Linked DNA regions of Homo sapiens: regions 1 and 3 are each linked to region 2. The links are chromatin loops, found by intact Hi-C in ENCODE. Cell type or tissue: PC-3. All regions are shown on one strand. Links, peaks and the distances in the headings refer to the core of each region. The heading gives the core; the rest is flanking DNA.

What was found. Hi-C counts contacts between places; a loop is a spot of excess contacts. Peaks named below come from ENCODE experiments on the same cell type or tissue, not always from the same donor. Only the 100,000 strongest peaks of a DNase experiment are listed, where the experiment ranks them.
Region 1: it touches region 2 in a loop (12-fold over the local background); 48 of 110 quality-filtered maps call a loop at or near these places.
Region 3: it touches region 2 in a loop (4-fold over the local background); 7 of 110 quality-filtered maps call a loop at or near these places.

The regions. Positions count from the first base shown.
Region 1 is chr2:162,293,752-162,304,507 of GRCh38, forward strand. The region is part of intron 3 of IFIH1 (interferon induced with helicase C domain 1); the gene reads right to left. Among named protein-coding and RNA genes, the nearest start is that of IFIH1, 20 kb to the right of the region's middle. In PC-3, for the core only: CTCF peaks have their summits at 4,391 (motif pointing left) and 7,636 (motif pointing left); DNase peaks (open chromatin) are centred at 4,380 and 7,620; H3K4me3 peaks cover 555 bases.
Region 2 is chr2:162,149,201-162,160,344 of GRCh38, forward strand. It overlaps GCG (glucagon), which reads right to left and starts at 3,047. Exons shown (of 6, transcript NM_002054.5): 1 at 2,958-3,047. All of the region lies in intron 1 of LOC101929532 (a long non-coding RNA gene), which reads left to right. RefSeq lists a promoter at 2,935-4,656. In PC-3, for the core only: CTCF peaks have their summits at 4,611 and 6,103 (motif pointing right); a DNase peak (open chromatin) is centred at 4,611.
Region 3 is chr2:162,209,184-162,217,183 of GRCh38, forward strand. FAP (fibroblast activation protein alpha) reads right to left here. Exons shown (of 26, transcript NM_004460.5): 10 at 6,715-6,818; 11 at 4,755-4,890; 12 at 769-813. Among named protein-coding and RNA genes, the nearest start is that of FAP, 30 kb to the right of the region's middle. RefSeq lists an enhancer at 4,929-5,098. In PC-3, for the core only: no CTCF peak of the experiment used is centred there; no DNase peak of the experiment used is centred there.

The sequences.
Region 1 (10,756 bases), core at 1-8,000, 140 kb after region 2:
TACATACAGTTCAATTCAAGTGGGGAAGGCACACCCAGACAATTATGAATAAAAGGTAAGCGCTTCTGGCAGGCTACATTAAGAAAAATCCACTATGGATGAGCAGCTGCTGGGTAGTGATTCAAATACATATTACCTACTTAAAGTACTACACATCCAGTATGAGAGCTAAAGCAAATTCCTAAGGGTTTATAACTTTTATTGCCCTTCTACATGTAAATGTTGCCCAAGAAAACACTATTTAGGTTTGATATGTCTTTTAAACAAAAAATAATACATAGAAACCTTTGAGGTCTTTTCATTTAAAATGATAGGGAATTAATAAAGTACAAAAATTAATAAAGTACCTGGATCTACTGATCAGTTATGAAAATGATAGTTTGGTGATAAACATAGATGTAAAATCTCAAAGAGAATTTGTTCAAAAAGAATATCACTAAAGCCTGGCATCACAGTTGTACTAGAAGCTCATGTGAGGTTGGAAATAACTGTTTTTCTTTACTATAATTAGATTAAGCCTCTATCAAAGAGTTATGGTTAATATGGATGAATAGCAGTGCACATCCTTCATTTATGAATCCTGACATTCTGTTTTCAGAACTCAGGATCAATTCTTTTTGAAAACCTTCTTTCCCTCAGAGAAGAATTCTTTTCTTACAGTTTATTTCCAAACACTTACACAACCTCATCCTCAAGCACCAGAACTATCGTTAAACTGGTAAAAATAAAGCAATGGTGGTTACTAATATTGGCTTTGGAATCAGAAGGACTTGCAAAATTTGCTATTCACTTTGCTCTGAACCTAACAAGTTCCCCTTGTTTTAAAGTGAGGCTAATCCCACTTACTTCACAGCCCTTGATAATCTTTAAGTAATATTAGGTACAACAAGCTCTTGGCACAGGACTTTAATTGCTGGCAATTAGAAAATGAAATAAAAATCAAGAAATGATATATTCTTAGGATAGGAGTTCCATTAGATAATGTTCTTCTTTTAATTAAAAATATTTTATAATATTTATACTTAGATAATATTTCATCCTAAAGCCTCTTAACACACCAATGAGGTAGCTCTTAGCTATTTAAAACTAGTCTGAGTGTCATATTTATGGCTGGAAATAAAAATGGATGAAAAAATAGACACATAGTATGTTTTAATAAAACTTCTCTGAAAAGAGATGATATACAACTCAAAACTGCAAATATTTCCTTTTTCCTTAAGTAGTTAATTTTTTCAAGTCAGCTATATTAAGATATAATTTACTTACTAAAAAGATTACTTTTTATGTTTATAGTTTGAGAAGTTTGACAAATGTATACAGTTTTGCAACTTTGAAGAGGTTGACATATGTATACAGTTACGCAACTACCATCACAGTTAAGGTATTTCCAGCACCCCAAAAGTCTCCTCAAGCCTCTTTGTAGTAAATCCCTCTGGTTATCTAATCTGGTTTCTGTTCCACATCAGACAACCAGTGGCAACCACTGATCTGGTTTCTGTTCCAATAGTTTTTCCTTTTCCAGGATGTCATATGAATGGATTCATGCAATATGTAGCCTTTATGTCTGTCTTTTAAAACTTAGTTTATAGTAATTGTGATTCATCTACGTTGTTGTGTGTATTACTAATTTGTTCCTTTTTATTGCTGACTAGTATTCCACTGAGAATCTGTGACATTTACATCTCCCATCCAATTTGGATGAGCCTATTTAGTTTAAGAGCTATAACAGAATTACAGCCAATGCCAATCAAATATGTAAGGTATCTTTCTTAAAAATTAAAAGTAAGCTGATAAGAAATTTGTAGAAAAATTCTCAATGGACATACATACTGTTTAAGTATATTAGCACAACATAAATATACTAATGTGAAAATACTGTGCTTATCAGTTGTCGCAGATTAGTTCTAAAACTCAGATTTGAGGAATCCCTTATGATCACACGGGAAAACCTGTATATCTCACTGAGAGATTTAAAATATGGCACCTCGCAATTCCCAGAGGTATGTCTTGTTAGAAGCTCAGAGGCGAATGTGGGATAGAACTGTCAAGTAGAAGAGCGTTTTGGGCAGATGTACTGATGAAAAGAGAATATGATTTGTAAGGAAAAGGCAAGGTGTAAAATGAGATGGGGAAAATGTCATTGCAAGAGTAATTCTAGATCTAGAAATATAGGCTAAGATTTTTGAGGCAAAAAAGTGAATTTTGACATGCTTTTCATTTGCTGTTTTAAATGTAATATTGAGAACTGAAGAGAATACCAAAATTACTGAAAAAATACTAACAAATATCTAAAATCTAAGACTGTATCATTAAATTTTCCAAGTATAATAAAAATGAAAATTATATTTGATTTCCACTTCATTTTCTAATCACTAGCAGTTAAACTTTAATCTTAAACCTACTTCATCTACATGTAGAGTCAAGATTTCTCCCAAGCTTTGTTCTAACATCCGTAAGTTTTGGGAGGGAGCTATTTATGCAATGTGCACGAATAATTGATGAATTGTTTTAAAAGTTGCTACCCAAAATAGGGTATTATTAATAAAGTCTATTATCTGGATTATTTTGATCTAACAAACCAATCACCAATGTGTCAGGAAGACACTGAACTCAGAGTTTTCACAGATGTAATGTAAATTTCATTTTAATCTCTCAACATTCTGTGTGGTAGATACATATTATCTCCTGTTTCATAGGTGAGAAACCAAGGCGCTGAGAGGTTAACTGATATATCCAGATCACACAGCTACAGTGGGGCAGAATCCTCATTTCTGAATCCAAGTCCAGTGTTCCAGTGCTTTTTCCGCTAACACTAAGCATGGCTGATGATTTGGGTGAAGTTTTGTAAACACAGTGTTAACTGAATTAAGAGCTGTGGTGGTGGTGTTTTTCAACAGCAAGAGACATTTTCATTGTATTGTCACATTTCTATCCATCTTGAAACAGAGCTTATCTTTCCAAGAAAAGAACTTAGAGAGATGATTTTGCTTTGCTAACATTTCTGGTTTCATTGATAGATTTTCACTAACTTTACATTTAAGTGTCCACACCTCTTTTTAAACTTTTTTCTGCACTCAAATAAAAAGAACACCTCTGTTCTCGTTACATAAAATTAATTGCAGTAATCCTGTAGAGATTATTATGAAAATGAAAGTGAATATATGGAGCTCGATTTCTTTGTCATTTTAAGGGTATATAAATCTTCAGTTTCTCCACATAAAAATAATTTTGTTTCCTAGGCAGCAAATTCTTATGCATTTTGATATACGTTTTTGCTTTCATAGAAATATAAGTAAAATTTAATAATAAAAGAAAATATATTGTATTTCTTATAATAGGGAGAATGCCTTCCCCAGAGATCTTCCTCCTGCATTCACTTTAAAAACCGTATTACACACAAACACACACACACTCCCAAAAAAGTGAGATCAAGAAAGTGTTTGCGTGAAGCCAAAATTAAACCGACCTATTGAGTTTAAATGCCAAGAATTTCTGAAATTGATTTATTTAGGTTTATCTTGTTTTGTTCTTTGTATTTTTCAAACTATGTCAGTCTGGATTTAAGTCCTAATGAATAAAGTCCTGCGTTTATGATTTTATAAGTAGATCGCATGGAGTTAATTGGAGGCAGGCCTTGCTATGAAAAAAATTTGTGCTTTGGAGTCCAACAGATAAGTCTCCAGATCGAACGTAGCCACGACTTACAAGCAAATTAACCTTCTGTTTTAAAAAATATATAGAGAGAGATAGTAGTCTCTATTTTCTCACTTATTGTGAGAATGATTCGGTTAGACCAAGAAAATGAAACTCGAAGAGAAACAAATTTTAAATTCTCATTAAAAGGGCTTTGAATATTGAAGTTATATTGTATAATAAGTTTAGTTAAGTTTTATATAGGTGTCATTTCCTCTAGGGAAAATATCAAAGCTAACTATGAAACAGATTAGAAGATGGTAGTAATTGAACTGTTAAAGAAAAGCAGTTATTTATATCAAAAGCTATTGGAATGAATGAAAATTATAACCATCCAGTTAAGAGATAGGATTTTCTTTCATAATTTTGTAAACAACACAAAAAAGAACAGCCTTGCCTACAATGACAGCAAGTGCCTAAGACCAGCCCAAAAGCCATGGAAAAAAAAAGCCTTATTTTGCAATCACATCTTGAGTATTTTGCTAATAAGGCAGAAATATTAACTGAAATCCAAGAAATTTCTTATTTAACATACTCTAGACCTTAAATACTTTAAAATATTTTTAAATCATTTAGAAACCAAAAATATTGAACTTTAAAATATTCAAACCAAAAAAAATAAATAAATAAAGCAAGAGGTTGAAGGCCTTTTTAGATCTATTTCAATGTAAAGTCTGCCCTCTGCTGGAAAAAGCTAACATGGCAAGTAGTGGACAAGTAGGCATTCTTTATTCAAAGAGCTAAGCTCCATTAGGTAAAATTCAAATTGATTCTTGCTTCTATTCCTACCAGGTAGTACCTCTTCTATTTTTGGCCTAGAGGCATTTATCACCCCACAGAATATCTTTCGTTTCTTTCCCCTGGCTTCAGTCTGCCACACACTATTTTTCCCGAAAAGTGGTTTTGCATTACAGCAGGAAACGCGAGGGGAAAGGGCCTCTGTGCATATTGAGAAAGAACAGCACCAACTGCTCCTGTTCTCCTGCGAGTCAGTGGTGACAAGGTCTTTAGTCCAATTTCACTTTTCATGGTAATTTCATGTTTATTCTAGTTCTGACCTTGTGATGCATTTTAGCTTCACCTTTGCAGCTATCCCCACCTTCCCTCCAGTTTCATAATCCTCACGCCTGGAAGGTCCAAGCTACCCCGAAAGCTTGAAACATGTGTGCACGTTTGGGCACACACACAAAGACTGCATGGGCTTCTCAAGTGGGCTTACACTCATACTGCTAATAATATATATTTCCTTTCCTTTTGAAATAACTTAATCTTTTTTGAGAGGAAATAGATCACTTTTATTTTCAGCTCTATGTATATGGATCTACACACACACGCACGCGCGCGCGCACACACACACACACACACACTCACATTTTGGTCTGTCAGATTTTCCTCTCCGTGCCAGGGAACATGTGTTCCCACAGAATGGAGAGAAGCCACCTCCACCCACCTTGCATATTCTCTCCTGGATCCAAGCTTCTAGGAAATGAGTTCCCCAACGAGAAAAATCACTCTCCTAGAGCCACAGGCCCACATGGCTATCCATGGAGCTCCTCTGCTCCTGTTTATAGAATTTCTACTGCTGAAATGTTTCTAACAGAATTAAATTTGAATTGTGTGTAATGAGGTTGGCTTAGATTGTATCATCTATGCCCTTTAGCCTTTGCACTTAGGTTCTAATAAAGAGAGGTAGTTATTAAAGCACAGGTTGCAAGGATAACAACACACACCAGAATGACCCATTCATTCACTGCCAGTCAGTAATGGAGGCAAAAAGTCCTAGAGTAGAGTCAGTTAATAGTGAGAAGCCAGGTAACCACATGGGAAGTAAATCTTGGCAATAACAAGGTTTGGAGACGGCAAGGTAGAATGTGAATTAGAAACCTCTTTGGCTGGTAAGCACTTTTCAGGAAAGGCTGTAGGAGTTAAGCAAACTTAAGCAGACATGAAAGAATGGAGGGAGATACGAATACACTAAGGGTGCCCAGGTAAATGTTCAACAACTGGCCCTTTGGTGGGGGGAGACAGGATTTTTAAAAGGTTTGTCAATTTCCATGGTGTAAATATTCACACCGTGGCCAATTTCCAGCATGATGTCCTGTGTGGAGCTGGAAAGAGATGTGCACACTGGGGTCTTACAAGCCAGTAAGATCCAGTTCCAGCGCTCTGCTAGATATATTCCTCTACCTAAGGACTTTCCTACAATCATCATCTGAGATGATGCTTGTACACACATGCATTGTGCTGGCATTGTATAATTATCCAAATGATAAATGGTGTACTTTTAAAAGTGTGTGTGTGTGAGAAAAAGCATTGTAAAAATTACTGTTAGAGAAACTCGTTAACTTTCACTGATCTTAGAAGTCTTAAATCCTACCGCCCTCCTCCACAAATGCTCCTCTCTCATCAGACTGTTCCTCTGAACACATTTTGAGCTCTCTTGTGCTTGTGCTTTTGCTCATGATGCCTCTGAAACCTGAAATGTTGCCTGCCACTTCTATTTACAAATCCAGCATAGTGCTCTCAAGGCTCAGATGAAATATCTGATATTCCTCATCTGGTAAGCTTTCTCTCGTCAGTCTTCCTTCTTTTACAGATCTTCTCTCTTCATCCTGTAATATAGATCTTGCATCTCTTTTACCATGGCTAGATTACAGTTTCTTTGTGGAGGCATGTCACTTGTTTTCCTTCATTAGAGTATAAACTTTTTGAGAGTGAACGCAATTCCTCAGTGCTTGGTTCTCTCAATGATACTGTATTATCTGACCAACTCACCTCCTTCTTCCTATTTCTCTGGCTTCTGACCTCATTCACATCCTAAAATTGTGAAGGGAAGATCTGATAGTCAAAATTAAAATCACTGCTTTTGTTAAAACTCTGCTAAAAAAACAGCTTTATGTTTGTAGTCATAAACAGATATCATGAAAATAAATCCAACATGTATTAACTGCACACTGGGGAGATTTCTTTCTGTCTTTCTGTCATAATATTTATGTCCCCATTCCTGAGGTATGAATGGTAATCCTCCTAGGACTATTATGCAACTGTAAGCCATATAACTGACCCAGATACCTCATGCTAGGTTTCAAATAAAATACAAACTTACATAATCCTTTAACAAGTACCAATATCAGTGTCAGCATCAGCATCTCTCTCTTTCTCTCAGCTCAAATTAATATGTGTCTTTTGGATTGCCTCAGTAGTACTGCTAGTTCTCAATAATTAATGATAACTAAGTTTAGAAAAATTAAAAAGTAAAGGAGTGCTCTTACTTCAAACCAGTCCTGATATAGCATGAATGATTCTGAAACAGTCTTATTGTAAACTACTGTATCAATTATTTTTTTCCACTTAGGTTTCAAATGCTATGGTTTTATTTCTAGAGATTCTAAAAATCTCTAGATTTCTAGAGGTTAGTGCTACAGAACATTATTCTGGTCCTCAAGTGCAAGGATAAATTTTGTGGCACTTTTACAGAAATTAGTATAGACCAAATCTAAGATTGGACTTTAGTCTATAAAAAGGCAAAACAAAACAACAACAAAAAAAGTGCTATAACAGATTGGACCAGGGAGAAGAAGGCTGTTTTGTAAAGGTCAATTTTTAAACCCCTCCTACAGAACATGATCTATGCAAAATATATCCACAATATATTCCAAAGCATAATGTCACCGGATAAACCTAAGGAGTGGAACATATGGGGAAATATGAGAAAGAAGGTATTAAAGTCTGAAAACAAGCAGGTTGGTAAGCTCATTAGCTGGGGTGGAATTTTAAAATCTTCACGTGAACGAATATATAAATCAAAATATACACATGCAATCACAGTCATGCGCACTGTATATTCACACATGGCACACTCTACAGTTACATTATAATCTTTCACGCTGAAACAGTGAAATTCCATTGGCTTTATAAATGTAAAGGCGCCCTCTGCTGGCCAATCTGAGGCATTTGCATTTTCTAGTTTTCACAATAGGGCAGCTGTAACACAATGATTAAAGAAGTTTGGGGGGATTTTCTGCTCCATTCTGCATAAAAGTTTATACCAAATGCAATAAAGTTGACTTAGTTTTAAATGTCACTTAATTTCCTTTGATTTTATTGTAATGCATTAATTCCTAAAATAGTATAATGAAAAAAGGTTAATGTGAAGTAACTATTCACTTGTTTTGACAAAGCAGCAGTAGCAGACAAAGACTGACTGCACAACTAATTTAACTGTTCGCTTTTAGAAGTAAAATATTTGCTATATAGAAGTCAATTATTTGCTATAATTAAAATGCTTTTAATAGAAAATGAAAGCAGGCTTAGTGTCTCTCTGATGTTTCCTAGGGAAATCTGATCTAGAGAAACACCAAAGTTTTGCAGTTATCTTTTGTTATAAGACGACCAGTGACTTCAGAAAGCAGAACTATAGCATCCAGCATTAAATTGCCATTAATAGTCTGAGAACTGTTCAAATTTTGTTTAGAAATTGTTTTGGTAATTTGGAAAAGGGCAAATAAAAAATTGATATATCAATTACTAACCACTTTTTTAATGAGAAGCAATTGATTTGTAAACATAGGTGGGAGGAGGAAAAAGGACACATATCAACCCGCAAGTTTGGAGATATGATGAAATCACTCTCTAGAACAATCCACTAGAGAACTCTGATATGTCACCTCTAGTGCCAAAGGGATATGTGTTTAAAATTAGTTTCAAGGTGGGCCACTGTTACTGATGGTAGTGTGTCTTATCCATCAGATGTGTTAAGGGGTAAAAGGTGCTAAAACACACACACACACATAATCTTTGCATTAAAGCTATAAATAATTAATATTTGCATGCACTAAGACTACTATGCACTGAGAAAATATTTGATAAACTGGTTCAGAAATAATAATTATAAATATCTTAATTTAAAATTACAAATAATTTGAGTCTTTTCTTTATACACATAAAAATCATATTTACAGACTTTGTGACAAGTTTTTTTCAGTGCTATCTTGGCAACTATTTGAAACTTTAACCTAATATAATGGAATTCAAAATAAAGACTAAACATTATCAATATCAAGAAGATACACAAAACAAAACTACACAAATGCATATTAGAAGCTATGGAGCACTTTCACATTTACCTTGATTGTTACTTCTGTCAGAAAATGCCTATGCAGGCAAAACCCTTCCATAGTAAATTCTGCAACAAAAACTTCAATCAAAAGAACTCAATAATTTCTCTGGACTAATGGTACTTTATAAGTTATTAATATCAGTAATTCTTAGTCCTTAAGATAACAAGGAAACAAACAGATACCTGGAATGACAGCAGCAGTCTAAAGCAAAGGTCTGAAGCAAACACACTACATTTTCATAAATAAGTGACTCTTTGCTAGTGCTCTGGAAAGGGCCAGAATGGATTAAACTAACCTGCTTTCAAATCCACATGAGAAATCCAGATATCATAAAGAACCTATGGACTAGAAGACCATTAAGATGTTTGTGAATTGGATGGATCCTCGGATTACTGTGCAGTTTACTGTATACTCTTACATGCTCTCAGACTATTATATATTTTAATACTCTGTACTACTCTTTCATGGCACTTACTAAAAGTGTAGCTATACAGTTACTACTGCTGGGCCGACACCTCCCTCAGTGGAAAGCTCCATGGGGGCTGAAGTCATTTCTTTTTTTTTGAGACGGAGTTTTTTTGTTCTTATTGCTCAGGCTGGAGTGCAATGGTGCAATCTTGGCTCACTGCAACCTCTGCCTCTTGGGTTCAAGTGATTCCCCTGCCTCAGCCTTCCAAGTAGCTGGGATTACAGGCATCTGCCACCATGCTCGGCTAAGTTTTTGTATTTTTAATACAGATAGGGCTTCACCATGGTGGTCAGGCTGGTCTTGAACTCCTGGCCTCAGGTGATCCACCCGCCTCGTCCTCCCAAAGTCCTGGGATTACAGGTGTGAGCCACCACGCCTGGCCTGACTCATTTACTCTTAATTATCTCTTACCATCACAATCTCCAGATAGAGTCATATTAGGCTCCATGGCCATGAAGCCATTTCTGTTATGTTCCTGAGTTCACAGTATACAACAAGGTGCCTGGCACATGATAGGAGTTTGGAAAATAGTTGTTAAATGAAAGAAGTGAAAGGAAGAGAGGGAAGGAAGTTAGGGTGAAAGGAAGGGAAGGGAAGGAGGGAGATAGAGAGGAAGGAACCCAAGAGGAAAAAAAAAAATAAAAAGCTTTTCTGTCCCCTAATATCATTATTAAAATTTTTTTCACAAGATACATCTTTAAGTTTTATACTAAGAAGTAAAAATTTAAAAAAATTTAAAACTTTGCCTTTAATTTTGTTCACTAGAAGTTCAGAGCAGATTAACTACAAGCTAATGCAATGCATTAGTCTGGTAATCTTTGATGATAAACCCTCATTTAAGATGCAGGGTCATCTCTCAGCAGTAGCTCCATCTTCCCTTCTTTCTAGTGTGGATTTACAGAAAATGGCCAGTAACTCATAGAGATGTCGAGTAGCTTGTAAAGGACATTTATTAAAACATGAAAACTCCACACTCAGATAGTGAATTTTGGCATTCCTATAGAATCATGATTTCTAAAGGAAGGTGCAGCTGCTCAAATGAAAAACAACAACAACAACAAAAAAAACTATCCTGTATAAGCTTTGCTATTAGCAGCAGCAGCAGCACCAGAGTTTATGAGAAAGGTGGAATCGCATTACATTAAAAAACAAACAGCAGCTCAAGCCTATAATCCCAGCACTTTGGGAGGCCAAGGCAGGAGGATTCCTTGAGCCCAGGAGTTTCCAGACAAGTCTTGACAACATGGTGAAACCCCATTCTCTAAAAAAAATACAAAAATTAGCTGGGTATGGTGGCGCACGCCCGTGATGCCAGCTACTTGGGAGACTGAGGTGGGAGGATCACTTGCGCCTGGGAGGTCAAGGCTGCAGTGAGCTGTGTTTGTGCCACTGTACTCCAGCCTGGGCGACAGAGAGACAGAGCAAGACCCTGTCCCCGCCTGCCCCCAGAACCCCCAAAAAAAGAAAAAGAGAA
Region 2 (11,144 bases), core at 1-8,000:
GAATGGGGGTAGGGTGAGGGGGGCAGGCAAGGATTTTTAAACATGTCAGGCTAAATTAATTAGATTTGACTAGATAAATATCATAAGTAGAAGGAAAAAGCTAGTGTTATCACTTTTATTCTGATTATATTTTCAGCTTAATTTTAAATAGTGGGTTATATTATTTCCCCAGATTTTTTGGAGGCAAAAAAGGACACAAAAGATGTGTTCCACCATTAAGCTTTTTCATTAATGTAGGGACACTTCTGTTTAATAATTAGAAGGCTCATTTCCAGACTGGAAATTAAAATGTCCACAATCAACATTTAAAATACCCACTGTAGATGATATGCTACATATGGTTAGCCTGAATGGCACCTTATCCATCATGCCACCCCCCTCACTATCAGTCTGGCTTTCAATTAATAGTCCTTCACTTCCAAGCATTTACATTATACTGCATTTCAACCATCTTAAAGCAGCCTCAGGCTACAACTTGGCATACCAGCTGTCGGTTCAGATGTATTATTCATTTATATTTTAAATAGTGTAACTTGGTCTAGACTTTGTAATTATAAAGCGGCCAACAGATTTGAGGTATTTTAGGGTGCTTTGACCTGTTCTAAATTAAAGGGAAAAAATCATTTTAAAGACAAGCAATTTGCAACAAGAACTAATGCTTCTGGCAACGTGAACAATCACAACTAAAAAACTAAGAGATTACTATGTAAAAAAAAATTAGAGCTTGCTTCTAAAGTCATAAAAGTCCCCAGGTTGTTTTCTAATTGGACTTAGATGAGGACATGTCATTCACTGCTGGTGACACCATAGACTTGGTTATAGGATACACCTGATTGCTTGTCCCTGTGTCACAAGCAGATGCCCTGCGAAGCCATAGTATGTTAAGGATGTGATGATGCAGTGTCGACGGGGACTGGGACCAACATGAATGTGGGACAGAATGTCCCCACAGAGCAAGCGCTTCTATTTTCTGAATGGGAACGTCAAGTCCGTCTTTGTCATGGATCTCGGCTACTTTGAAACCCAATGGTGTTTCCTTTGAGAAGCGGGCATTTCAATCCAAGTTTGACTATGCTTATCCACAAATAATTTGAATGAATATTTTTAGCAAATGACATTTGGTTTGGAATAAGGATTTCACAAATATTATCATTTTTAAACTATCAATCTTTTCCTTAATATATTAGCTGTATTTACTATCTCTGGCACTAAAACATAGACACTGTAATACCTGCAGCAGTAACTTTTTTCTTTGAAATATTAAGTTTTTTGTACATTGAATGGATGATTAGACAAAGGAACATAATAGGAATGATATATTCACCTTTCTTCATTCATCAACATCAAATTACCAATTTGACATTTTGCTATGCTTCAGTTTAACCGGTTGGCAGACTTTGGAAACCTTGCCATATATTTAGGTAGTATCTACTGATTATAACTCTCAATTGTTATATCCGTGCTTGCAGGAATATTTAAATATTAAAGTAAGCACTTCTTTTAAAAATTATACCACTGTTGAAAAGTTTCTTGTAAAAGCTTTTAGTCTTTCACAAGACTGAAAAAAAAATTCATTCCACCCAAAGTCCTAAGCGTTTTGCAATATCTCCTATTATGTTCCATTGAGGAGGATTTAGAGCAGGAGGTATCCTGCCACTTCAGGAGCTGATGGAAGAAAGAACAACCATAAACCACATAAAGAAGTGAGCGTTCCGTATCTAATAATATTACCAACAATAAATGACTTCTTCTGAAGAAAGAACTGGCTTTAAAAATCTCACTTATTTGTTTGTGAAAGTCTATCGAATTGTGAAAAAAAAAAGAATAGAGTTAATTGTTTGAATACAATTGCTGAGAAAGTAGAGATTTATGTTATTTTAGTATTAAAATCTTATTCAATAAGAAAATAATTTCCAGTTAATTTCCCCCCTCTTTAGGTAGTCTAAAGAGAGCCTGCAGTTTTGTAAGAACTACAAATTTCCACTAAAATTTAAAGGAAAGTATGGTAACAATAATAAGTAGGAAGTCTTACAGAAAGATTAACCTTAGACCTAAAAAAGAAGACATTATGTTCTATCCCCAAATGTGTTGGCATTGTAGTCCATATAAATCCTTTTTCAAACTGGTTAGCTCATTTTATGTAATAGGTCTTCAGTATGTATGGAAAAATACACCACTTAATCATTTACTCCATCAAAGATCTTTGTAAATTTGTTTTTTGTCTCTAGGAGCCTAATCTAAAAAGACAAATTAAAATTTTATTGCAGAGGGTAGCTATTTTAGATTTTATTACTATTTATCCTCAATACATAGTAAATAGTTATTAATGTATGGCTTCACTCAGATGCATCCAAAGAAAACCCCCCAAATAGATGACACTTGTTCTCTGCACCAAGTACGCTATGTTTTATTTACAAAGAGTTGCTTTAATGGACTTTGATTTTTTGATAGATGTCTGAAATTTGAATATTTGAAAGATGTTATTTAATTTGCTCTTTTGGAAAACCAGAGATTTTAATTGGTAAAAAGCAATTTCTGTTATAGGCTCCCTAATGGACACATTTCTGCTTACTTTAAAAGACGCCTTCTGTTCAAAGTAGTATACAGATCTATCAAGTCCAAGAAAAATATTTATTCTTCAAAATGTTACCAATTATTTTAAAATACAACTCTCATAACAGTTAAGTATTATAACAAGTGCATTGATTTGAATCTTTGTTTTTTTTCTGTTTTATATTTTTGCATATAATTATTTTTCCAACTCGCTTTGCGGCTTCGCTATATTAAAGTACACGTAAATGCATTTGATATAACCTTTTCCATCTCAGTTCCTCTCTGTGTACTATTAGTAATAAAGTCTAAGATGAAAGAACAACATTTTAATTTATAATATTTTGATCCCTTAAAAATACTTCACTGTCCGCCAAACAGGATTTACAATTTTATAATCATCTTACCTTCTGGTAGTGTGCTGTAGAACAGAGCAGGTGAAGAGAGAGCAAGCCCTCTTTGGGAACTTTTGATGTGCTCTGTGTCCTAAGCTCTGTACTTCTGCACCAAGGCGCACTGCTTTTATATACTCTCCAGCTCTGTTTAGCCTCACAGATATTACGCTGACAATATAAATTTCTCATCTGTAAATAATGAGTTTTTGTTACAAATGACTTCCCTCTCCCACTCACTTTGCTCATCTGCATTCTATGCTTATATTGGGTGAGAGACCTTAGAGACCTGGAAACTTTTTATGCACTCTTGTATCTTTTTTTTTTTTTTTTGGTTGGGAATGGAGAGAGCAGCTTGGAAATCCACCTTCTACTTTCAATCACGCATGAAAATCACTTAAGTTCTCTAAAGTGAATTTTGACGTTGAAGACAAAAGACCTTGAAATTACGTAGCCCATGGCCATCCCTGTTTTGTGCATGTCCTCATTTGAGGTTCTTACAAGTCTTTGGTTTGCTACCTAGCCATGATGAATTTACCTGAATATAACAATCACTTCAGTCATTCATTTATCTAAATAATGATCATTCATTCAACACATATGTATTAAAAATCCTCTCTTCCTCACAACGTGGAGTTTATTTATGTTATGTTTGTGGAAAATTTAAGGATATTGATTAAACCCCTATGTGTTCTGTTTTAATAAATGGAATTCAGGCAGAAAGGATGGAGCAAAATGAAGATTAAACATCCAAGATAGCTGATGCTAACAGGAAATTATCTGGTATTTTTTTCCTTCTAATATATATTTAAAATCTAATTTTACTGATAAGAGAGTGGGGTACTAAGTTACAAAAGAATGAGATATGAGGAAAACTGTTGAGATGAGATGCATATTTTCACGTTTCCTGAGTTTTGTGACTGGACACACAGGCTTTAATGATCTGTGACATTTAGCAGAAATGATTCTGGTCACTGTAGAGAAATAGAAAAATGGTAAATAATCTGGAAAGACAGCATAAGAAGTAGTGTTGGCATAATTTGATTTTAGTTTTGCTGTTATTGACCAGCTGTGTGACCTTGGTCAAGTCACGCATTCTCTTTGTGTCTCTGCCTCCTTATTTGTAAAATGAGAGGGGTTGGTAAATGTCTTTTCTAAAATAAAAATTTTATTCCATATTGCAAACTCATCACAACATTTCCTAACTAGATTCCAATATTCTAATATAACCAACCGCATGATGTCACTGATGACTTGTATGGAGGTAAATCATTGAGGCAACTGGAGAAATATTCCAAATGAACTTAACTGTTCAATTTGTGCATGAGACCAACGTTTGAATGTAGAGCTACTTGAAGGCCACAGAGATCACTTTCAAGTCAGACTGGAAGACATCATTGAGGGGTTTTTGTGCTGGTGATTATTGGGTGCTAGAAAGCCTTGCTTTGCAAAGTGTGGTCTAAGGACCAGCATCATCTGGGAGCTTGCTAGAAATGCAGAATCTCGTGCCTATCAGAATCTGTATTTTAACAAAATCCTAAGGAAATCTGTGTTCATATTAAAATTTGAGAAGCACAGCTGCATAAAATATCTGCCTCACTTTATCTCCTCATTGGTACTGCTGGTGTCTTGATCTGAGACCTGCTTCTTGGCACTCTACCAGCAGAGGGGGTGAAAGAGCAGAGAAAGGTGTCAAGCCTTAGGTCGGTCTAGAGAGTAATACTTATAAATACGGTAATAGCTTGAAAGAGTGGATTGATTTAATGTATGATTACATTGTCTTTCTCTCTGGCTACAATCTTCACACAACTATTCGCTATATTTTTAATCGTTTTGGCAGATTCAGTTCTACTTTTCCCATTGTCTATTTGTCTATTTGAGCAGATGTTTCTTTCTGTCTCTCTGTCTCTGTCTCTCTCTTTCCTTTTCAGACTCTACTTGTTTGTGGAGCAGCCCTAAGAAGGAAGATCTGCAGATCATATATATAAAATCTTCAACATAGCACTGGCCTTTCAGTAATTATCCTCTCCCAATATTTAACTACCAAACATTTTTCTTTCCCTCCACTCTACTTGCTTCCATTATTCTAGAAGTGACTATCCCAAGTTGTTTCAGAAAATTTCCTGTGACTTTATCTCCAGCCCACTGACACTGATTCTTGGGGCTCCCAGTACCATAAGGGTAAGCATTCTCAGGATGTATAAGCAATAAGAACCCCACTGCATTGTGTGCTGCTCTCCTCTCTAGGAGGGGCAAGTCAGGCTTCTTCATGGACACCGAATTGTCAGAAATTAAGACAGAACTCAAGTGCAATTTGGACTTGCAGATCTTCTTCCTATCACTGTTCTGGCATGAGCCTCTACTTGGCCTATTCCCATCAATACAGTTATTCAGTGATTTAGATGTGAGGCAAGGAAAGTGGTAGCCCTGTATGTCTATGACTAGTGACATATATGATTTCTTTATGATGTTTAGTCCTAAGGACAATTTCCACAGATTTACAACCTGTGCAGCTGCATGAAGCTGCATGCAGGACCTCATGCTTGCCTTAATGCTTTTACCACCTCAAAATTCTTAAAAATTTACACAAAACCATGCATTGTGGGGTTATTGTGTGTTTATTTTCTGTAGCTGCTCGGAATACTTAGGAATAGTTGAGAATGGCAAAGATCCAGGTTCACAGTGCGCTGCGATGGGAAGTCTATGGGTAGGGAGAACTCTCAGGCGTTGCTGATGGGAGTACAAAATATTAACTCCTTTGAAAGGTGGTTTGGTAATACTTATCGAAGTGACTAATACCTATAGTTCTTGGTCCAGTAAGGCTAAAGCACTATTCTGAACATTTATCCCACATATATTGCTATGTAGATATGTAATGATGTAGGTACAAGGTTGAGTAGAAGAGTAACAGGTGGGAACTAATCCAAGGGGCCAGCAATAGAGCACTGTTTAGAAAAAAAAAAAAAATGAAGACGCTGTCTATTTACCAGTAGGGAAAGACTCCAAGTTATGTTGTTAGTTGAAAACAAGAAAGTGCAGAATGGGTATGTAGTAGGCTACCTTTTGTTTTAGAAGGGAGAGGGGCAGAAATACGTGTTTATTTTTCATAATTGCGTCAAAAAATTAAAATAGACAAGAAGCTGATGAAAGTGCTTACCTGTAGGAGGCAGTGTGGATAAGTGGGGTGCATGTGGACAGGGACAGGATGCAAAGAATACTTCTTTTATATACCTGCTATGTGGTTTGGATTGTTTGACCATTTGATAGAATTACCCATTCAAAACAAACCAAAAAATGTAATTTAAAAAGGAGTGACAGTACAACTACTTTGGAAAAAGGTAAAACTTTAGAGCTAAATGTACAATTACCCTTTGACCTAGCAATCCACTCCTGGGTATTTTATCCAAGAGAAATAAAAACATATATCCACAAAATGACTTGTAAAAAAGTGTTCAGATAAGCTTTATTTACAATACTTAAAAACTAACTGAAGTATCCATCAACAAGAGAAAGAAAACAATTTGTGATACGGAATTCATACAGCAACAAAAATTAAGCAACAGCTGACTCAGGCAGCAATGTGGAAAAATTTTGCAGACATTATGCTGCATAAAAGAAGATGGACATGAACAACTATATACTGTATGAATCCATTTATAGAAGTTCAAAAACAGGCAAAATTGAAGTTAAAAATCTCAGAACTGTGGTTGTTTCTTGGAAGAGGATGGGAGAGGATTGCCTAAGAGGGAACTTTCTGGGGAGATGGAAATATTCTATATTATGATAAGGGTATGTGTTACCAGGTTTATCCGATTATCAAAATAGTACAGCTAAGATTCGTGATTTTTAATTTATGTAAATTTTACCTAAAAGGAAAAAAAAGAATAGTTACAAAAAAAAAAAAGAAGTCTGAGGTGTGGGTGGAGGTACAGATGACACAACCATGGCAAAATACTGATAATTGTTGAAGCTGGCTGATGGATAAACAGGGTTCATTGTGCAATTCTGCTTACTTTATTTATGTTTGAAATTTCCCATATTAAAAAGTTAAAGCCATAATAGAATGATCGTGGGGATTGGTCATTAGGACTAATTGGTCATTTATCACTTTGGAAGCCAAAGAGTTAGACTTTTCAGTGAGTAAGGATTAGCTAAGTAAAATAAGTGAACTTCATAGACACATGGTGGCAACAGAGCCTGGATGGAAAACAGTAGCCTAGGCCGGGCCAAGGTAACGGAAAAACAACTGCAATGAAGGCAGAGAGAGGAAGCTACCACTCAGAGGTAATGGAATCAAAATCACTGCTCCCTTCTTCTCAATGTTATTCAATACCCATCCCTAGGATTTGCCTAGCTCTGTTTGATAAAACTGCAGTAGTGACCAGTCAAGCTTTCCTGATATGCTTGAGGTTTGTTTTTTATTCTTGGACAGTATTTAATACTCTAACCTAGGAAGAGCACAGCGTATTAAGATACCATCCAAGGGTCCATAACAAGGGTCTTCTGAAAATAGGTGTGAACCTTCAAAAGATCAAAGAAAAATTATGTATAGCATTTGAGGAAAAAGTTTTTATTGATTAGTTTTAACTCTGAAGAGCCACTTAACGAGAGCATTTGAAAAGTTAAAAATTGAATACATACAATGTAATAATCAGATGTCCTTCACATCTCTGTGAGTGACTTAATGGGCTCAGGGATCCAGCGGTAATAAAAGAAGAACTTCCAGGGGAAGTTCTGAGTTTGCCAGAGGATGTGAGAAATACCCTTCCTGAGAGATATTTAAAAATCAGTTCATGACCCATCAATCTGGAAGGATTCTGAGGAAGCCTGCTGGGGTTGGGGGGAAGATTCAGTAATAAGATCAACGGACAGTCTTCCTGCCCTGAGGCTCCGAGACCCTGCAGACAGCCCGCTCACAAGTCTGTGCAGGGGACTGTGTGGCATCATGGCTTTGCATTCGTTGATTTTATCTTTTGCAAGATCCCTGGTATAATGAGATGTTTAAAACTGTTCTAAGTTTCAGTTGTTATTTTTATTCCTAAAGGGAACAAGAAAGAGAAAGAAAACAAAATCATATTTGTACAAAAGAATCTTATCTCATAATTTACAAGCAGAATATATATTTATATGTATAAATACATATATATCATTGAATACATGTGTTATGCTACTATTTTTCGCATATTGTAGCTATAAAAAACAAACCATATGTCATTACATTTATCCAACCTCTTGCTCATCTGGAAAGACTTTTTTTCTTCAAGCTTCTAAGAGTCTTTAATGTGAACCAATTAAAACATTGCAATTTTTTAAAGTCTTCTGTAAAAGGAAGTAACTTCAGCCATTAGAAAATTTAAAATTTGGAGTCTGTATACTAAGAAAATGCAGAGAATGCAAACCTGAGTTATAAATACTTTTTCTTGTTCATTATACCTTGTAGTAAGACTTACCCCCTGCCTGAAACTTACTCAGTATTGCCAATTTGTATTTTATCAGATGTATTATCAAGATATGCCCAGTGTTCTGGTGAAATTGAAATGATATAACCATAGAAGGGAGGATAATTCATAAAGCCATCTAGGCTATTACCCTATTTTAAAGCAGAGATTTATTTAATGTATTACAATTCATTGTTTGGCTATTTTATTTTTCAAACCTGGAGAATAAATTTCTACATTTCCATTTTGCAATAAATGACCAAAATAATTTATTTCTGCGGTCAGAAACATTTCTATGGCCAGAAGTATTTCATATCTGCGTTCTAGTCCTGGCTCTTACTGAAAGGTAAATCATTTCTTTGTTGCCATGTTGTCAGAAGATGTAAAAACTGACTTTTCACTTCCATCTTAATAAAAATTCTTTTCTCCTCATAAAGCACCGTCGACTAACCATAAGTCTTTTCTAAGGCTGAAGAATGATAGAGTCTCCCTTTTTTTCTTATATGTCTAGTCCATGATTGCCAGCATTCTCCTCCATAAATACTTATCAGCAAAACTCTAGAGGTCGAAGATCATGGCTTTTACACCTTTGTTTGCTTATTTATTTATTTATTTATTTATTTATTTATTTTTGAGACGGAGTCTTGTTCTGTCGCCCAGGCTGGAGTGCAGTGGCGTGATCTCGGCTCACTGCAAGCTCCGCCTCCCGAGTTCGCGCCATTCTCCTGCCTCAGCCTCCCGAGTAGCTGGGACTACAGGCGCCAGCCACCAAGCCAGGCTAAATTTTTTGTATTTTTAGTAGAGGCGGGGTTTCATCGTGTTAGCAAGGATTGTCTCGATCTCCTGACCTCATCATCTGCCCGCCTCGGCCTCCCAGTTTGTTTGCATTCTTTCCCCACAAATAATGGGCAAAACTCATAGCGGAAAAAAGGGTGATGCAAATAATATCTTAAAAATGTATTTGATTTATTAAGCATCAATTTGCCTCTAATGTTTTTATGGACACTTGTTCTAATAAATGTATTGTTGAAGACAGTTGACATTGATGAAAAGAATCAAATAAAAATTATAAATTCAGAGACACATTTGACCAAACACCCAGGGTAAAGTGTAATAGTCATTCCTTCCATTGGTTAGCACATAGCTTCAACTACTGATTAGTTCGTTACTTTTTTGATATCTCACCTGGAATTCATATACAGATTTAATTGTAGGCAAAGATTTAAAAATCATAATATGAGAGCCAGTATTTTTTACAATTCAGAAATGAGGATCAAGCCGCCTAAGAATAGAAGTAACTACCATTTCCTGAATATGTACTAAAGGCAAAGCTGAGTATATTATTCTCTAATACTCAAAATACATAACGAGTTCAATATTTTTGCCTTCATTTTACAAATAACAAGACAGGGGCTTAGAACAGGCAACCAAGTTGCTTAAAGCCATATCTGGGTCCGAATACAGGACCCCACTACTTTGTAACCTTTCTAGAGTAAGGCTTTGCAAAGTAGTCCTGGGAGGACTTGCAAAATCTCCTCAAATCAGCTTTGACTGCTGTCTAAATCTATTCAGAACTTCCAGATAGCTAAGATAGCAAGACATCTAAATGCTAAACAGTTGATGATGGAAGTATTTTTGGGCTTAGTTTTTAAAAAATGTATGATTCAGTAGTTTTTAGTATGTTCAGAATGCTGTGTCACCATTACCGTTATCTAATTTCAGAACTTTTTCATCACCCATAATAGAAACCCCATACTCATCAGCAGTCACTCCCCCTTGCCCTCTTTCCGAGCTCTTGACTACTGATCTACTTTCTCTGTATACACATTTGCCTGTTCTGTGTATTTTATATAAATGGAATCACTCAACATATAATCTTTTTTGTCTAATGTCTTTTATTTAGCATAATCTTCTCAAGGTTCATCCACGTTGTAGAAGGAATCAGTACTTCATTCTTTTTACGGTTGAAATGATTCCATTGTATGCTATTTACCACATCTAGTTTACCCATCTATCAGTAATGGACATCTGGGTGGTTTCCACTTTGGGGCCATTATGAATAATGCTGCTGGGAACATTCATGCACAAATTTTTGTCTGGACTATGTTTTTAATTCTCTTGGGTAAATACCTAGGAGTAGAATCGCTGGCTTATATGCTAACTCTATGTTTAACTTTTTGAGGAACTGCCAACTGCTTTCCAAAGCGACAGTGGAGATTCTGTTTTTTAAGAATCAGATCCACGAATTTTGGATATGTCACACGATTGACTTTTTCTTCCTTTTCAACAGCTACAGATTTCAATGAGGACAATAAAGGAGCATAAGATCGAGAGGTCAGTGGTGGGGCAGGTCTTGGCAAGGAGGAGAGACTATGCTTTTTGTTTCCTCTAGACTGAATTGGAGCGTCAATGAAGAGGCAAGATGAGGCTGGATGTTGGAAAAAGTCTCCTTGGAAGAGCTGCTCTGCTGAGTGCAGTTAAGCAGAAAACTGAAAGATGAAAATGTAGGGGTCAGAAAAGGGATTTTCTTATATGACAGGTTTAAGTGTTTTGAGTGCTCATGGGGTGTAAGATGTAGATCTGGAATAAGTGGCGGGGGTGGGGTAAATCCTATGGTTTCCTCTGTGCTTTGTACAGAGACATAGTGGTGTGAGTGGCAACTGGGTAAAATAAGTGTAACTTCAATTTTAATTTTTTTCTTTCATTGAGAATAAAAATATTCCTCTTATTGGCAACAACAATGGATCAAAATAGATTTTTCTAA
Region 3 (8,000 bases), core at 1-8,000, 60 kb after region 2:
CTTTTTCATTGCATAATGCGTCCAAATCTTAGAGAAGTAGCCTTTCCTCTTCAAATACTAATTGAATTGAATTATGTGTTTGTGGTAAGTGGCAGCATCTACCAACCTTCACTTATTCTCTTGTATTAATTTTTATTCTTCATATACGATATAAAATACAATTGCTATTTACCTCAAGCGTTATTTTACATTAAAAATCCTCATAAATTATTGAATAAACCTATCCTAAACTTCCAAATATAAATGATCACAAGTAACAAACACACATTTTCCTATTTGATACCAAATCATTACTTAAATACTGGAAGGAGTATACATACATGAAATTTAGTACATGTTATATGAAATTTAATAAGAGGTAGATTGTCTTTAAATTACAAGGATACCCAATGTATTTTTTTTTGGATTTAAATGGCTAGTAATTATTAAGATGATTTTAACAGATCAGGGATTTTGTCTCCTTTTGAACAATGATCTATATTGTATTTGTTTAAAAAGTAATATTAGTTATAGATACCAAGGATTCAGTTGACAAACTTAAAATTGGGACATGAGGAGTATGAGTTATTTTCAATAGAATTCTAAAAAGGACATTGAAATTGTCCGGCACAAAATCACTCAAGAGATCACTACCTATGTGTTTTATACCTTGCTACTTTTTCTATGAAAATAAGTAGTGCCAGTTTGGGTACATTGCAAATAGTCCTTTGATAGCTGAGAATCTGTCAAGTTTCATTAAAACATAAGAAAAAGATAGCAAAATCATACTCCACCAGCCCATCCAGTTCTGCTTTCTTCTATATGCTCCTGGGTCTAAAAGACAAAAGATCACATCGAACATAGTATTAGGAGAACATTTTTTTCCTAAATGTAATCTGGACATTTGGAAACAGTTAAGCTGCCTGATCAGAGTATACCATTACTAGTCAACTAACTTCAAATTTGAGTTTAAAAGGACAATATTAAAAATCTCATATAACAGCACTGTTGTATATACATGGGTAATTTTATTGCAGATCCTTAATAATTATGCCTAAATCTTCCATGAGGCAGTGACTTGGAATTATCACAACATCTATGGAGGCCCAGCACAATCCACTTGATGTGGTGTAGGTAAAACAGTGGAGTTTGAGTTAAATTCTTTCTTTTCTGGGTCCTATGAAGTAGCTAAAATTTTAAAATTTGCACTGAATCTTATTTTGGGTTATATTTTAGCATAATGTAATTGATCATTTACTGAACAAACATTTAGTAATCCTAAAAGAATGAATAGACTTTTCTAGACAAATAATTAGAAAAAGAAGAACATTCTAGGTAAAATAAATAGCATAGAGACCAGACCTGCTTAGTCACCCAACAGATGGTTCAGTATGGCTGAGTGGAGAGTGACTACAGGAAAGAGTTAGAAGATGAAGGAGAATGCATGTTTATGAGCAAGATTTTGGAGAAACTTTATGGCACCCTAAGAAGTTTCAATTTCTCCTGTTTGGTAAGTCTTTTGAAGGTCTTCCAATTCACAATTTGGAACATATAATTATGAACATGATGCAGAGGATATACTAGAAGTGGGTAAGAGGGAAGGAGGCAGAGAGACCAACTGGAAGGCTATTATAATGTTTGGGAAAAGAATGATAAAGACTCTAATCAAGCTCATGGCAGTGAGAATAGAACAGAGAAAATGAAGCCACACATATTGAAAAGTTCAAATCCTCAGAAATAAGTCTGAGAGTTATTGGCAAGTATACCAAAAAGCTCTGGTATAGATTAAAATTACCCAAAGTGAGTAAGTACAGAGTTGAGACAGACAGCAGGATAATCAGCAGACCATTTCCTCTTTTTGCTAGGGATACGGGCAGGAAATGTATTTCCCAGCCTTCCTTCAGTTGACCGTGGTTATTTGATAAGTTCTAGTCAATGGTGTGTGAACAGAAATAACTCATGCTACTTTTAGGCCTAGCCCATAAAAGCCTCTCTTACATTACCCTTCATTCTTTTCTCCATCCCTCAGCTGGATGTTGATGCTCAGGTTTGACCAACTTTGGAATAGTGTTGGAAGCTAGTTAGCAGAAATGCCATCACCTAGGTTCCCGAATGACTATATGAAGCAGAGTGCACCATTCCCCAACCCCCACCATACCCCACTTACCTGGACTCACTATTGGATGGTTACATGAATGTGCAATAAATTTCTACTGTATTAACCCACTGAATTATTGGAGGTTTTTATGTTGTTGTTATAGCAGTTAGCCTACCTTGCAAATACATTAACTTGGAGAATAATAAGATTTCTAGAGAAGTCAGAAGAAGAGCTGGAAAGGAAAAGAACAGTCAATGAAGCAGAAGGAGAACCATGAGAGGGTGTACTGTCATAAAAGGCAGGGGAATAACAAATTTTAAGAACACAGTCTGGATTTTCTCTTACAGGGATAGACCAATGCCTCAGAGAGAACAAGTAAGATAAGACTCGGAAAAAATAGTGAAATTTTTGGATTTATTATTTTTAGCCATAAAAGTAAAATTAATTTTAATTCCCTTTTCAGAGGAGGAAGCATAATATAAAAGATGTTTCTTCCCCTAACTATAAATTTCTTAATAAATCTCACTAATATAATTTTATTACAAGTCATTTTTGCCAGTTTCCTTTGCCTCTTTGTTTGGGGCATGACTCTCAGCATGAATAAAATGTTGCCGGGTCACTTAACCTTAAATATTGTTTTCAAAGTGTGTGCGCACACACACACACACATCAGTCATGAGGATGGTTTCTGGGAAATTCGACACTGTTGTTCTCAAATCTCAAAATGTGTTGCATGTATTTATCAAACTATTTTGAAACAGAGGTGTTTAGAAATTCTAAGGTTATTCAAACATGATATTCTAAATTTAAGCACTGTTTTCTGGCTGTAAAACTAAAGTTTATATTCCAGGGACTTCCACACCTCATTGAATGAGCATCTTAAATGTTCTGTCAGTTTGGATTAAAGTTGTCTCAGATTTTGATAAATTAGAATTTCAGATTTCAAAGCAATCACAGTTTTAAAATTCCTAGTTTTAGGAGCTAAAAATTGTGTCTAAATTATAAATCTCATTATGTTCAAACTAATAAAATTAAAGCAATAGTCCCTAATAGCTAGATTCATTGAAAAGTTTAAAGATATAGTCACCCAAAGCTGACTAACCAGACCAATTGTTTCTAATTAACTAGCATAATCAAGATTAGTCTATCCTTTCTTTGCCTATGATACTGTATTAAAGCCAAAATCATCCTGCTTTGTATATCAAAATATATATAAGATAAAAATACGCTTCTAGCATATTCCATCAAAATTAGTCGAGCCTCTCACAGACACAGTAGTGATTTAAAGAAATATTTTTAGCCTGAGTAATGTTGACTATTATAGTCCTGATATATTTCCAAACAGACTCATATGACTTTTTTCTTGCAAAACATAATGTCCTAATTTCTAGATGAAATTTAGTGATTTACTTTGTTTGTTCTGTGCTTTTCTTTTTACTTTATAAAATATGATTATTCTATATTTGTTTTAATGAAACATTTCTTCATAATTAGAAGACTCACAAAATGTACCCATCAAATATCCTATTTAAAGAAAATATTTTGTATCTCTTAGATTCTAATGTGAGTAATTAAGAACAGGCTTATTTTAAAGCTTATACATTGGTTAAGTGGTTTTTCTGACTCATTAATTCAACAGATTATGTTTGAGTTTGAGTAATAGAAACAATTAAAACTCAACAATAAATCTGTGCTTAGTTTTAAAGGCTTTTTCTGCCCAAAATTAGTACATGTCGGGTACTGTCCTAAGATAACCAGGTAACAGAATAATTTGATCTAATATCTTATGTCACATTCTCAGTAATTCTCATTTGATTTTAAAATAAAAATATTTGGGCTGGGTGCAGTGGCTCATGCCTGTAATCCCAGTACTTTGGGAGGCTGAGGCGGGTGGATCATGAGGTCAAGAGATTGAGACCATCCTGGCCAACATGGTGAAACCCCGTGTCTACTAAAAATAAAAAAATTAGCTGGGCCTAGTGGTGCACACCTGTAGTCCCAGCTACTCAGGAGACTGAGGCAGGAGAATCGCCTGAACCTGGGAGACGGAGGTTGCAGTGAGTCCAGATTGCGCCACTGCACTCCAGCCTGGCGACAGAGCGAGACGCCATCTCAAAAAAAAAACAAAAAACAAAAAAACAAACAAAAAAAACAAAAAACAAACAAAAAAAAAAACAGAATATCTGGCTTTCTTTTGATAATATCCATTTCCTTTAGAATTTTTAATTTTTAATTTTTAACATTGAATAGAACATGCCCCATTTGCATTTCTTCTCTGGTTCTTTTGTTTAAAACATATATATTTATCTAGTAGACCCATGTTTCGGTTTCATCTGCATTATTTTGCTTTTTATTGGACTGCCAATGTTATAATCTCAAAGGGCTGGTTTACCATTATAATTGAGAACCAGATATCTGATTTTCCCAATGTCATGTTGTCCCATTTTTTCTTTTTGGCTATTCAATTTCAAGGTTTACGTCATTCAAGAAAATAAAAGGTATCCTATTTATTTAATAAAATGATGGACCCATGAATACTGAGTGTGTTTTTGCAAAGCAGTTGGCAGTTGAATGCAGTAATCCTGGCTTTACAACATAAAATGTTAGCTATGGATGAGTCCCCACTATTGTGCCTTGATCTTCAGAAATACGTATCTGTGATCTTAATATACCCTACCTTTGGACAATCCCATGTCTGCCAGTCTTCCCTGAAGTCACATATAGACAGGACCGAAACATTCTGGACTCTTTTTAGCCACTGCAAACATACTCGTTCATCAGTAACCCACGTGAGCCAACTGAAATAATAATCACTGCAAATAAAATAGAAACAGGTAGTCACAACCATAAACCAGTTTCACACACAAATAATTTCTTAATTTTTGTTTTCTAAAGGATATATGTCATTATTATACATTACTTATTTAATAGGTAAGCAAGACAAAACATTCCTTTCTCTGGAGAGAAAGTTTAAATATCTCTACTTACTTAAAAAAATATCTATGAGAGTTTCTTCATCTAATGAAATCATTTCATATGTGAGTTTTCTCCCCGTTTCTGGATTTTAACATTTTAGAAAAGAATTTAAAACATAATGTCAAAGCTACTGATCAATCTAGAGGGGAAAAAAAGCATTAAACTTGCATTTTGCACAAGTAAACTCAATTTTTCACCTTATAATTAGTTGAGAGAGAGACAAGTGTGATAAAAGGATAATCTTTGTCTCTCAGCAGATTCATGTTGGAAGCTAAGTTTTAGCTGTGACTGTGGTCAGGTATTGAAATTCAGACTTGTGGAATAAATCACAGATGATGTATGCGAAATAACTCAAATAATGTTTGGCACATACTAGATGTCAGTGAATGGCAACGATGATTCCATGACTCTGAGCATGAACTAGTAGGTAGAGAACATCAACATAAAATGAATCACAAACTTCTGGAAAATTAATGTAAAGGAAATCACAAAGCTGGAAGGGACCTCAGGCTCAAATCCTGGCTTTATGTCCTAATAGTTATATACCTTTAGGCCAGTTACTTAACTCTTCTATTTTTATATAAAATCAGAATAATAATATTACCTATTTTAAAGAGTGCTGTAAAGATTGGCCGCGTGCTTAAACCGCTTAAGAACTATGTCTGCTACATGATGAGTGTTCAGAATACGTTTGCTACTACTATTTTATTGTTAGTATTTTACAGCTGTTCAAACAAGCCTCTGGACTCCTTGTGTTATGCTCATTTCATCTGCCACCTGTGGAGAATGACACTTTAAAAAAAAATGATGTATTGAGTCAAGTTTTCATCGACTCGATCAGGGTGGGGAATAGCAGATAATTCAAAAATATAAAGTCATGTTTGATTATACAAGAGTGGACTCAGCAAGGCCCAGTAGAAGCCTCTCATGGGGTTCTTTTCCCTATTAGTGATCAGTCATTTGAGCTTGGCTCTTCTTCGTGAAGCAGAAGGGGAAGACCCAAGATTGGCCCGCTAGGCATGGGGAACTGTTAAGAAAGCCCAACAGGCAGGGCCTGGGCACCTCTTCCCCTTAGCCACTTCAACCAGAAAGACCACAGAGGACTGACTGAAGGTCACTGTATTCTGGACTAGTCAGACAATCAGACATAGGGCATCATGCTGGGGAAGTGAGAATCCTTCACGTCCCTGCCTGCCTACAGTTCATCTCTAGACAATTCTAAAACCAGATAAATGAGAATAGCCTGCTTCATTGTGAAAAATGCTAATTTTTGGAGAGGGTCAGCTTATCTTCTCTTATTTATCATACACATGTGATCCACATAGATCCACAAACCCTGGCTTGAGATAAAGTCAGCCAAACTTGAAAGAAGCCAGGGTGAGGACGTACATGAATTTTACTGTCTGCTTGTTGGTCCCAAGTTCACATCTGTACATCTGAGGCAAGTTTCACTGAGATTGATCACCGAGGTCACGTTTATATGTGTAAAAGGGCTAATTTTGAAAAACCAATTAAGGAAACTTATTTGTCAATTTTAATTTTGTATGTCTTTAGCTTTGTGTGCAACTCTTATCTACTTATTTGTTTTTGCTTCTAGCATGCACAGCATAAATGCACTAGAATATAGGATAGAAAGATGGGAGGGATCTGAGATGAACTACCTTGAGGCTATCATTGCTGGAACAGGCACTTCCTGGGGACCTACATACGCAGGGTAAGTGGTATCGATAATAAATATCCGAACAACGGGATTCTTAGCTCCAGCCTGCCAAGAAAATTGAGATATATAAGCTCATAAAATTCCAATTATCACCAACATTTTAAAGAAACTTTAGGAATTTAGATATATTTTTCTAAGCGAACAATCTTATGTATATCACTGTGGAATACATTCTATTTATAACACGACAAGGAATCTCATTTCAATTTTACCTGCAGGGCAATTACAAATGTTGTGTCAACCAGAGCAAAACTATGTGTTTTAACTGCCTAATGAGAGAGCTTTAAAATTTATAGGGAAAATCATTTTGGATATGAAAATGCAGTTCTGTGAACCATATTCTGTTTTCTGATTTCCAAGACAGATCTCTCTCATTTTTATTATTGGGATAATTATAATAATCTGTATACCAAGGAGAGTTCAGAGGGTGATTAATTTGAGAGGAGAATGGAAAGAAAAATAAATGAAAGACACTTTTTGCTTTTGCCATATGATTTGGTCTAGGACAATCACCAAATGCTCAGTCTCCTACCTGCTTGCATTATTACTGCCACCATCTCCAAAAGGTTAGGGAAATTTCACCTCCAAATGAAGTATCCATGAGATTTATACTTTTCTTGTTTTGTGCTTTCTATACTACTGTATGCTTAAAATTTACATGACAGTATAGCTCATACCTAGACAGTTTCTTAGAGTTCCTCTGTTATTTTGCTGTAGAAAGAGAGAATCTTGGAGTTGTAATAAAATTTAAATTCATGAAATGTAGGTGCACAGTATGTAATGACTCAGTGCTGTTTGAATTCATCCAAAGAACTGTTCAACGTCTCTTAGGACCTCCGTTTCACTCCCAAGTTTATCAGAAACTCCCTTAGTTTTTGGGATGGTCTCACGTCTCCACCTAACGCCAGATGTTTTAGCAACCTTAAGCCTCAAGGAAATATGAGAATGTGGGTCCCAACTTCCCAATCAGTGTCAGTCACTCTTCAGTTCTGGGTTCCCCGTCTCTTCCTGCTCCCATAGGTCCTCCCAAAGATCTGAGTTCTTTTACATCTTGGGTTCCCCCAAAATGTGAGGCCTGTCCCAAACATCTCCAGCTTTTAGAGTTTTTACACAGCTTTTAGACTTTTAACATAAATATTACACTGTCTGCAATTCTATTTCTTTCTCTATGGCCACTTTGGCTTGCTTAGAATTCACTTGTGTGTATACCACATCCAACCGTCTTTG